2 separate regions of the Mus musculus genome follow, and region 2 is linked to region 1. Evidence: chromatin loops called from intact Hi-C (ENCODE). Cell type or tissue: gastrocnemius. All regions are shown on one strand. Links, peaks and the distances in the headings refer to the core of each region. The heading gives the core; the rest is flanking DNA.

Evidence for each region. Peaks named below come from ENCODE experiments on the same cell type or tissue, not always from the same donor. Only the 100,000 strongest peaks of a DNase experiment are listed, where the experiment ranks them.
Region 2: it touches region 1 in a loop (2.3-fold over the local background); 2 of 42 quality-filtered maps call a loop at or near these places.

Annotation. Positions count from the first base shown.
Region 1 is chr12:99,567,621-99,573,000 of GRCm38, reverse strand. The region is part of intron 2 of Gm26839 (predicted gene, 26839); the gene reads right to left. Among named protein-coding and RNA genes, the nearest start is that of Gm26839, 6.5 kb to the right of the region's middle. In gastrocnemius, for the core only: no CTCF peak of the experiment used is centred there; a DNase peak (open chromatin) is centred at 2,506; H3K4me3 peaks cover 787 bases; H3K27ac peaks cover 669 bases.
Region 2 is chr12:99,734,960-99,740,339 of GRCm38, reverse strand. All of the region lies in intron 5 of Efcab11 (EF-hand calcium binding domain 11), which reads left to right. Among named protein-coding and RNA genes, the nearest start is that of Gm19951, 95 kb to the right of the region's middle. In gastrocnemius, for the core only: no CTCF peak of the experiment used is centred there; DNase peaks (open chromatin) are centred at 1,979 and 3,249.

The DNA.
Region 1 (5,380 bases), core at 278-5,277:
ACGTAGTCACATGACTATAAGCCTAGCACTTGGGAGTGGAGGAAGGACGATCAGAAGTTCATGGTTGTCTTTGGCCAATAGGGACTTGGAGGCCAGCCTTGGCTATGTGAAATGGCTGGAAATCATCAACACAAGCACTGTCCATGCCTTCTCTTCAGTCACTAGCTCCAGGGAGGACCTGGGCTCTGCAGTTTCCCCAAGAGAGGTGAGAAGACGGCCTGGGGCATTTCAGATTTTAGTAAAAAGTCAGTGTCTTAGTCAGGGTTTCTGCACAAAACATGACCAAGAAGCAAGTTGGGGAGGAAAGGGTTTATTCAGCTTACACTTCCACATTGCTGTTCATCACCAAAGGAAGTCAGGACTGGAACTCAAGCAGGTCAGGAAGCAGGAGCTGATGCAGAGGCCATGGAGGGGTGTTACTTACTGGCTTGCTTTCCTTGGCTTGCTCAGTTTGCTTTCTTATAGAACCCATGTGCAGCCTCGGGGAGTGCAGCCGCGGCGGGCTCAGGGCTGAGGCGGCTGGCATCTTTTACAGCATCCGGAAAAATCCCTTCTGAGATCATGTGTTCTTTATACCAAGCCCAGAGATGGCCCCACCCACAATGGGCCCTACCCCCTTGATCACTAATTGAGAAAAATGCCTTACAGCTGTATCTCATGGAGGCATTCCCTCCACGGAAGCTCCTTTCTCTGTGATAACTCCAGCTTTTGTCAAGTCGACAACACAAAACCAGCCAGTTCAGTCAGCTTGCCCTCCCGATATTGGGGATTCCCCAAGCACAGGAAGAGGGTACATCTTGGGCAACCCCAAAAGTGACAGATGTCATTCTCACACTGGAGAGGGACAATATTGTCACCTTCTGGAGAAGCCAGACTCAGCACAACGCCCTCAGCCATAAACACCTACCTCTGGTCATGGATGCCCTTGCCGGTGTGCCGCGAGGTGTACCCAGAGATTGGGATTGACTGCAGAGCTGAATAACTTTTAACTCGGCTCACTTTCTCGAGCTCTGCTTCTTCCACTAAACCCACTGGAACGTGGTCATATCACATCCACACCCTCTGTGTCATGGAAGGTGGGGTTCTTTACAGTCTTACCACCCACCAGATACAGAGCTCTTTTTGACCCCCACAAGACGTCATAATTTGCATGCTCTAAAAGAAATGAGGAAATAATGTCTGCAAACCCTGCAGTCTCCGTAAAGTTAGGCACCGTTGGCATTTCACTGTGAATGCTGCAAGCCCAACACTCAGGAGAGGTAAGCAGTGTGATCTATAGTACTATTGCACAGGACAGCTCTTCCTAGTTGCTTCTGGATAAAGGGGAAGGCTTGGAGCAGCATGGATAGTGAACCATCCATTTTCTGTGAAATAAGGAACGCACTGGGGGCCGAAACAGTGAAGTTATCAAATATCTTACATACAAACTGCTACCTTAAAAGGCCTGCCACACAAGCAATGGTTTTCTCCTGATGATAATGTTTGCGATTTTAATGTACAACATGGCACTTTGCAGACACAGGGAACTCAATGCATTTTCCTTGGTGTGAGAACAGCTGGAGCTATCATAAATTGTCTCTTATTTTGGTAACAAAAGGCTTGGCATTTATTATTTTCTTGGAAGCCATAGAGGTATTTTAAAATAGTACACTAAAAATGTGGGTATCATTACCAATTTTGAGGCGCTCACAATAAGATTATTATTACCCACCAAAACACAGCCCCTGCATTTCACACACCCAACTTCCTATAATGTTCATGGCTCAAATAGCCATAAATTAATCTAAACTAAGGATTAGCGGTTGGTGCAAACCATTAACTAAACTGCAGACTTCCTAACATTTCATCTCAATGAGAGACACCAACATCAATTCAAGCTACAAGGTCGAACACTTTGGTAGCAAAACTACTAATTCAGACTGAATGGGATTATGTACAAGACGGCTCAGGAAGGCCATAATATCTAGCATTTTTCTATGCCGAATGCAGAAGTATAGGGTTCCAACTGAGGGTATTCATTCCATGTATGAAAAGACATCGAGCCAGATCTGCCCAGAACCCTACTTCCAAAGGTCATATGTATCATCTATAGCAGGTAACCTCAATGGGGTGGATGACCATCCTGAGTCAATAATGAATATGGAGTTTTCTGAGGCAGGTAGAAGGGGTTTCAACTATGCGGGGAACACAGAAGCCCCCACTTTCCGCCTAAGTGAGGGCGGGGCTTGGCGGGGCAGGGCGGGGAGAGGGCAGGGCTATCCTGCTCTTCAGCCAGAGCATGGAGGCGCATGTTGCAAACATTCCCGCTGCCTTTGGCTTCCCTTTCCTGAGTGTTTTAAGGCTTAATTAATGTGTGTAAAGTGATCTGAAACGCGGGAATGAAAAGAGCCAGGGACCCGCAGAGTGCCCGTGATTACCTGAGGCCAGACAGCTGTAAAAGGGAACCGGAGGGGGGCCTGGAGAGGCTGGGAGAGGACTCTGCGCAGCAGCCAACTGGCTGGCCCCATGCCAACTTGGACTGTTTTTGGCAGAGTTTGGCTCCATGCCTTCCTCTCAAGGCTTACAAGGCAGCTCTACTCAGGAGAAATAATTCTTTAGGGATCCGAACTGGAGCGGAAGAGCCCGAGTGAAGATACAAACCATGGCCGTTTTCATGAGTCAACCCTACCGCGGAGGAGCCGAGACAGCGCTCATCCACCTCTCCTGTCAAAGCAAGACAAGCGCAAATCCCGACATTTCGGGGGCCATGAAGAGATGCACATAGAAACATCAAAGAGACGAATGAGTCACAGCTTTCCTCTTGTCAGGAGGCACAGTGGCAGTCCCGTCACCCGTGGGAGGCAACGAATCTCTTTAAAATGGTGGGTGGAAATAATGAGGTCCAGGACCCACGCTGTTGCCCCATCTCCTGAGTGTGTTAGCAAAACGGGGAGGCTATCAGTCTCATGGGGGATGTTGAGGCTGTGACTCCACGGGGTGATGTCAAGTGGCACCTTGGTGCAATTTGAAGCATACAGAGAGGACAGTGACAACTCTTTCTTCCGTTATCACCTGATTCCCACCAATATCTACAGAGTTTGAGAGCATCCGGCACAGAGAGGGTCCCTGCAGAAGCCTGTGTGCACCAACAGTGGCTATATACACAGAGGAACCAAACTGTTGATGATGGCAAAAAGGTTTGTTTGGGTAACCCAGAGTTTAGGATGGGTCTTCATCATGCTTCATGCAGTGTCTGGCTTGGACCAATAGCTGGGTTGTTATGGACCTCCACAATCTACAATCTGAGAATGTGGCTGCTGGCAGCATTCTACAGTTTGGAGATCAAGGTAAGGAGGAGATTTGCTTTCCAGAGGGTTCTGATAGCCTCAAAGTGGGACTCACTCCAAGACCAGGTCTGTGGCTATACCATAAAATGCCTATTCTCTCAACATATGGTTTGACACACACACACACACACACACACACACACACACACACACACACACACCAACCCCAGAAGGAGGCCCTTTTACAGCTTCTTTATCTGAGCAATTTAAATGGCCAAGAGACCCTGTCATGCCCATCCATGAGTTACTACAGCAACCCAGGCTCAACCCTTACCGGCTCTTACTGTTTGATGTCACTCATGGGTCTCCAGAGGGTCCTCTGAAGCCACCAATAATGAATTCCTTCATATAAACATCTGAATTAGTATCATGGTATCTCCAATAAGTCACCTCACCTTCTGTCATGTAAACGAAGACAGATCTGAATCTTTCCCCCACAGGGTCCAAGATTGATGCCTGCATCCTTTGTAACATTGTGAAGTTCATTTTGTATGGTAGCTGTCCTGAGCTACAGAGTGGCCTCATACCTACTCACATGGTTCTGAGTGTGTTTGTGAGGATGCTTGGGGGTGAGATTATCCTGGAACTGTTAGCCTGAGAAAACCTGATTACACTCCATCATGTGGGTGGGCCTCATCCAACTGGCGAAAGGCATAAATAGAGCAGGCAGGTCTTCTCCTCTCAATCCCGGTCCCTTAAGCTGGGTCATTCATATTTTTCCTGCCCCTGAATTTGCCCCAAAACATTGACTCCTCCGGGTTTTGATCCTGCTGATAATCACACTAGAACCATGCCATTAGCCCTGCTGAGTCTGCAGTGTGCTAATGCGGAGTTTAGGAGAGACCAGCCTCCCTAGCTGCATAAGCAAATTCTGTCTTGTTTTAAGACAGTGCCTCACTATGTAGATGTAGCTGTCTTTGAACTCACGGAGTTCATCTGTCTCTGCCTCTTAAATGCTGGGATTAAAGGTGCCACACCCATCTGGCATAGCTAAATTATTATAATAAATCTCAACTAACCTTCCCTGCCTCCCTTCCTTCTGGAGCCAGTCTTTTGCTACTTTGTGGGTTCTTCTTTCTTCCTCCCTTCTCTACCTTTTTCCTACCCCTTCAATCCCCTAACACTATATAGGAGATTTAAAAAAAGGGTACAGGGGAGAGAGGAAAGAAATCTGAGTAAAGTCGGGAGTCCTTAGACTACTTCCTGCTGATTAGGGGCATTGAGTTCCGTGGAGGCAAGTCTGATCTTTGTCACCAGGATATCCAATTTCTTCTTGTTGTTTCTTCTTTTTTCTTTTGCGCACAACTATTTAACAAACCTCCACCAACAACAATCAACAGCCAACAACCCACATCATCACTCTCAGGGCCCTTAGCATTTATATAACCCCCAGAAAAGCCCCCAGAATTACAAATGTCACACAATTGCAGAAACTATCTGCAGCTGGAAAAAAAAAATCCCACCCCTGCTACAGCATGCGGCAAATCATAGGCTGCTTCCTGCTTCCTCTCTCTCTCCTATAAGTTCTTCCTCCGGAGAACCCTGAAATAATGCAAACATCTTCTTTTCTTTTTGACCCAGGGTCTCGACTATACAGCCTAGGATGACCTTGAATTTCTAACCTTACGCCCTCCACCTCCTGCTAGGATCACAGATAAGTGACATCATAACCAGTTTGTGTGATGCTGGCAATCTAACTGGGGTCTCTTGCACACTAAGCAAGCACTGTACCTACTAAGCCACATCCCCAGTCCCTCATTTAGAAAAAAATGAGCAAGTACTATATATCAGAAACTGTTTTGTTTTGTTTTTGTTTCAAGACAGGGTCTCGGGGCTGGAGAGATGGCTCAGCGGTTAAGAGCACTGACAGCTCTTCCAGAGGTCCTGAGTTCAATTCCTAGTTCCCACAGATGGGTCACAACCATGTGTAATGGGATCCGATGCCCTCTTCTGGTGTGTCTGAAGAGAGCAATGATGTACTCATGTACATAAGATAAATAAATCTTTTGAAAAAGACAGGGTCTCACTCTGTAGCCCAGGCTGGCCTCAAACTC
Region 2 (5,380 bases), core at 142-5,141, 170 kb before region 1:
CTTTGTTCTGCTCGCCTGTTTGTTTTCCAGACAAATGGTAGAATCATTTTGTGTAAAGTTTGTGTAAACTCCCTTTGGAGTTTTGATGAAGATGCATTCACGCTATAAATTAATTGAGAAGATTCTGGCATCTTTACACTGTCCAGTCCTCCCATCCAGGAGCACATACTGTATGTCCCGTTATATTTTCATATACCCTTTTATGAGTCTCAGTAGAATTTTGTAGTTTTCATTCCATAAGTTTGATGCATTTTTTTAATTAAGGTGTTCCCAGATTTTTGGTTTTTTTTTTATTTTGGGTAGTTTTTAAAAGTGGGGCCCTTTCCTTCTTTTGTGCAGATCGGTGTTTTTAATGGCACTTTGTCCACAGTGTTTGTCAAGTGCTGGCAGGGCTGTAACAGAAAAGCGTCCTTCTTCCTTTCCCAGCTCATAAGCACTGAGCTGCAAAAGGAACCAAACGTAAAAGTACTTTCCTTTTATACATAATAAAACTGAGGTCACGAGAGGAAACGTGGTTTTTAAGGATCATCCAGTATGTTAGGTGAAGGACTCTAGGTGAATTTTCCCAAATGTCTGTGCTCTTTTCGTCAAAGACGTGACAGACTTAAAATTGCCCAAAACTACATTCATTCTCTTCCTTGTATTAGTTTGCTGTGTGGTTATAACAAATTACCACAGAGCTGAAGGTTCAAAACAATGCGGCTTTGTCATCTATTGTGTGTGAGTGATAGCAGTAGCAGGCCACCAAGCCTGTGTCCCTCAGTCACTTCCACTGGCTTCACCACATACTCCCGACTTGCCGTGGAGTTCTGTCCACTGCAGCCGCAGGCTCTTGGACCTGTTCCACGTTCAGTCACCAATACTCTGGCCCCCATTCACACAATTCACTTCTCAGGATTACAAGGTGGGGAGGGCAGAGTCTTTGGAATTCAGCAAGTGATGCAATCAGGACAGAACGGCAGACCCTAGCTTCATAAGCCAGTCACAGAGAGGAGCTGTCTGGACAGCAGGAGTGGAGCAACAAGGTTGGCAGGGGGAGCATTCTGAGTCTAGGGTCAGCTGAGGATTGGCCATTGGTCATCTACTGAGCAAAAGCCATGACTAGGACAGTGGGGTGGCATGTGACAAAGGAGTAGTTGAGATTGCCTCACTGTGCACACATCCTGTGTGTCTCTGGTCCTTTTTGTTAGGTTATTGAAGTTCACTATGCATAACATACTGTACTGGCTAGTTTTGTGTCAACTTGACACAGCTGGAGTTATCACAGAGAAAGGAGCTTCAGTTGAGGAAGTGCCTCCATGAGATACAACTGTAAGGCATTTTCTCAATTAGTGATCAAGGGGGAAAGGCCCCTTGTGGGTGGTGCCATCTCTGGGCTGGTAGTCTTGGTTCTATAAGAGAGCAGACTGAGCAAGCCAGGGGAAGCAAGCCAGTAAAGAACATCCCTCCATGGCCTCTGCATCAGCTCCTGCTTCCTGACCTGCTTGAGTTCCAGTCCTGACGTCCTTGGTGATGAACAGCAGTGTGAGAAGTGTAAGCTGAATAAACCCTTTCCTCCCCAACTTGCTTCTTGGACATGATGTTTGTGCAGGAATAGAAACCCTGACTAAGACACATACAATGTCAATAGTTAATTTTTCATTTTACCATACTCTACCATGTGTCTTGATAAGCGTGGGAAGTCCGGGCGTTTAGTTACTCCTAATGTCTGCTGGTTGTTTATTTGTACCAAGTGTGGAGTCCTTCCATCTTGACAGTGTTATCCAGCATGGAGTCCCTCAGGGTAAGACCCACGCCTGCCCTGCACAGCAAGCATCTGATAGTTGTCTGGGTGGGTCTAGACTGGGTTCATATGACATTGCCTTGAATGTCACGGCAACCATTCCACAGAGTGGGGTCACAGAAAGGAAGTGAAGCTGAGCACCTGCATTCCTCTCTGTCTGCATCCTGACTGGATGCCACGTGACCAGCCACCTCAGGCTCCTGGCACGGTGACTGTCATAATGACTCTCCTCTCAAACTGGGAGCCAAAAATAAGCCATTCCTCTGATGGCTTCTGTCATGTACAGCAACACAGCAGCCTGGGAGGAAAGTTGTATTTTTGTTCTCCCACCTATAGACTCTTTCTATACATCTGTTCACGTACCCAACACATATTCATCAAACTCCATTGTACCAGATGCTGAGTCCTGAGCTCAGTATGGTGAGGAAGGCTTCTGTGACTTCTGCCCACTGAGCATTCCATAGGAGACGAGGAAAACCACTAACGATCACAGAGATGGCCGCTCTATCAGAGAAGCCAGGCTTCCTTTATCTGCATACCACGGGCTGAGGAAAAAACGCTCCGTGGGGCAGCTTCTTAATGATTATGGCACTAGTAATGGAAACAGGGAGACATTTTCATTTCCTGTATTCCTTAGGTTTTGAAGATTTCCTGAGATTTATTTCTAGTCTTTCTCACTGCTGCTGAGTAGACTGTATTCTCTAGAAGGAAAATGTCTGGGGACAGAGCACACTGGGAGACAGGTGACTGTCTGTCTGGACCTGCTCAATTCAGGCTCTTTCCCCAAATATTTGGCCGTTCCTCCATCCCCTCATCTAAGAAACCAAACAAGCAGAATTTTCTCTTCCACAGTCTCTTGGCTTTTGTTTTCTGAGACCCTCATACTCAATAGCTGTGCCTCTGTGTTTGAGCATAATGTAAATACTTAATTTGTTTAATAAATATCTCGAGATGGCCTCTTGGAGTTGTTACTGGAAGGGCACGAACCTTTTAAGTCACTTAGCCGGCACAGATCAACACTTAATGTCCTTAATGATGAGCGTGATCTTTTTTAGTGGCTGAAACGCTCCGTAATCAATGATGTGGCCCTGCCTGGAGGCAGGAGAAACTAGATAATGGGCAGAAAATGTCATGCTGGATCGGGCCAGTAATTTGAATCCCTGAAATCAGTATTAGTGTGGCAATTTATGGGAGAGCAGTTTCTTCCGAAGGCTAGGAAGGGCCCCCCAACATCTCTAATGTCCCTTAGTGATTTACACATTATTGAAACCCCTGGTGAGCCAGTGTCTGTCTCTCAGCCTAGAGCCTCTGAGACTCAGCTCCTCCTTGCTCTCCCTGGCAAGTGCTCTGCCAGCCTCAGCAGGAAGCTCAGTGCTCAGGCTGCAGGGGAGAGGCCTGTCTGAATGGGGTGCAGGGAAGTCATCTGCAATCTATGAGACTGCCCTGGGCAGTTCCTTATGCTCCTCCACCTCCATCCAAGCTCTGAGAATTATTACAGACAACAAGGCCGTGCCTCTAATCTCAGCCTTTGGGAGGCTAGCGGTGGGGAGCTTCTTGACTTTGAGACCAGCCTGGGCTGTATGTCAAGATTAAAATGAGGGACAGTGGCACAGCATGGTGGTGTGACACTTGCTTAGGTAGTTCCAGGTCCTGGGTTCAGCTGGAGGGGAGGAGGGGGCTTTTCTACCTATTAAATTAAAAAGCATGTCCAGGGGCAGGTCATTGAGTGTCCCCCTCTTGCTCTCTGATGGGGACCCTCGATTTTATCCTGAGATGTGATTGGCCACATCACATTCCCATGTGTTTTATAATTCTCTAAATGCTCATAATGCCCTCTGACCTCTCATCTTTCGGGGCTGCAATCATGTTAAAAGCCCGTGGTCATCCCATTTGGTGTGACTTTTTGGTAACAGGGAACCTTCATTAATAGAGTACTTGTGATAATCTGAGGGAATTGTTTCATTATAAACTATGATCCCATTTCATGTTGTTTATTATTGTCTCTAGGCCCAGAACTTCTAAGTGCTAGGAACATGCTATAAATGAAACATAAATAATGTATTATAATTATGCTGAACTAAAGCCAAATCTCCTATCAGTGGATTATTTAAAACTCAAGTACAAGCTGGGTTTTTTTTTAATCTTAATTTTTATAGATTCTTATATTCTTCTTTACTGGGACTGGGGCTGGGGCGGGGCCAGGAGTGGGGGCAGGGCTGGGGTGGAGAAAAAAAAAACGCAACTTCACAGAGTTCTACAATAAATTTTCTATAACTAAGCTATGCAGAACAAATCACTTGGGTTTCTGGTGAGTCCTTGCTGACCACAGATGAGAGTGTCTTTCAGAATTTGGCCATGAGTCCCTGGGGGACAATGATGTCCTAGATCCTCCTTTGAAACATGGCACTTTAGTAGTGTCCCATTGCCAGGTCTCCTGGGTGCTGGAATTATAGGGAGGTTGGAAATGTATAGCAGAAGGGAGAATTTTGTTGGCAAGCGGGCTCTACCATTGTGTGAGTTTAGCGATCCAAGCTAAGCTCCCACTCCAACAGCCGTGTTTTAGCCCACCAACTCCCAGTGTCTCGTGTGATGCCCACTAAATCCATGTCATATTTCAGAATGCTGTCCCTGACTATTGCTTGCTTACTTGTAATGATCAGACCATTTTGATTACTGAAAACCACATTTTTGGTCTAACATCATTATTTCTTTGTTTGTTTTTTTTTTGTTTTTTTGTTTTTTTAGTTCTGAATCTCATGGAATGAACATTTGTTTTTCCAGATGAATTTTAGATTTGATCAATTACATCCCTTTTTAAAAGCACAAGTAAATAAACAGGAGACTTCTACTGTTCTTCTACTGCATCTTCTTGAAAATATAGTCTACTTGAAAACATTATACACGAGTAGAAAATAAGCATTGTTTGGCCATTGTGTCTTTTTCTGACTTCCAGGACAATGTGGTTTTGCAGAGCGAGCTTCCCACCAAACAAACAGCAGCTCACAGTGTTATTAGCAGGGCATCGACAAATGGCTCAGTGTTTGTAGTTCACATTTCAACTTCAATTCTATTTGGTTGCATTAGTAAAATCAAGCTCATTAATCTGCATTCTTTGAGCCCCTGCATCCCGCTCACACTCCTCGCTCCCGCCTGGCACTGTGTAATCTTTCCTGCATTACACTCGAAAGTTCAGCTCATTCTGAAACCTCCGGTCAAGGATGCAAACTTGTTGCTTTCAGGGAGGCCGAGTGTGTGCACTGAGCCATCACGCCATCTGTTAAAATGGTCAGAGTTCGTTCTATTGCCTCCTTTGTGGACAGACGTGGACTGGAAGAGCATGTGTTATTGAAAACATAATTTTCCTCATTATTATGCTTTCTTTCTAGCCAGATCACAACCTGCTAGAAATCTATTGAACACAGAGTGAGGAGCTCTCCAGAATAGCTATTCTTAAGAGATTAAATGATTGCCATCTCTGTCCCAGTTCTTTTATCTCATAATCAAGTTCAAGATGACACTAGATATCTCAGCTGAAGTGATTATTTGAAATAGAAATGGCTTTATCCTGTTCGAGCTTCTCACTGTTGAATGCCTGGC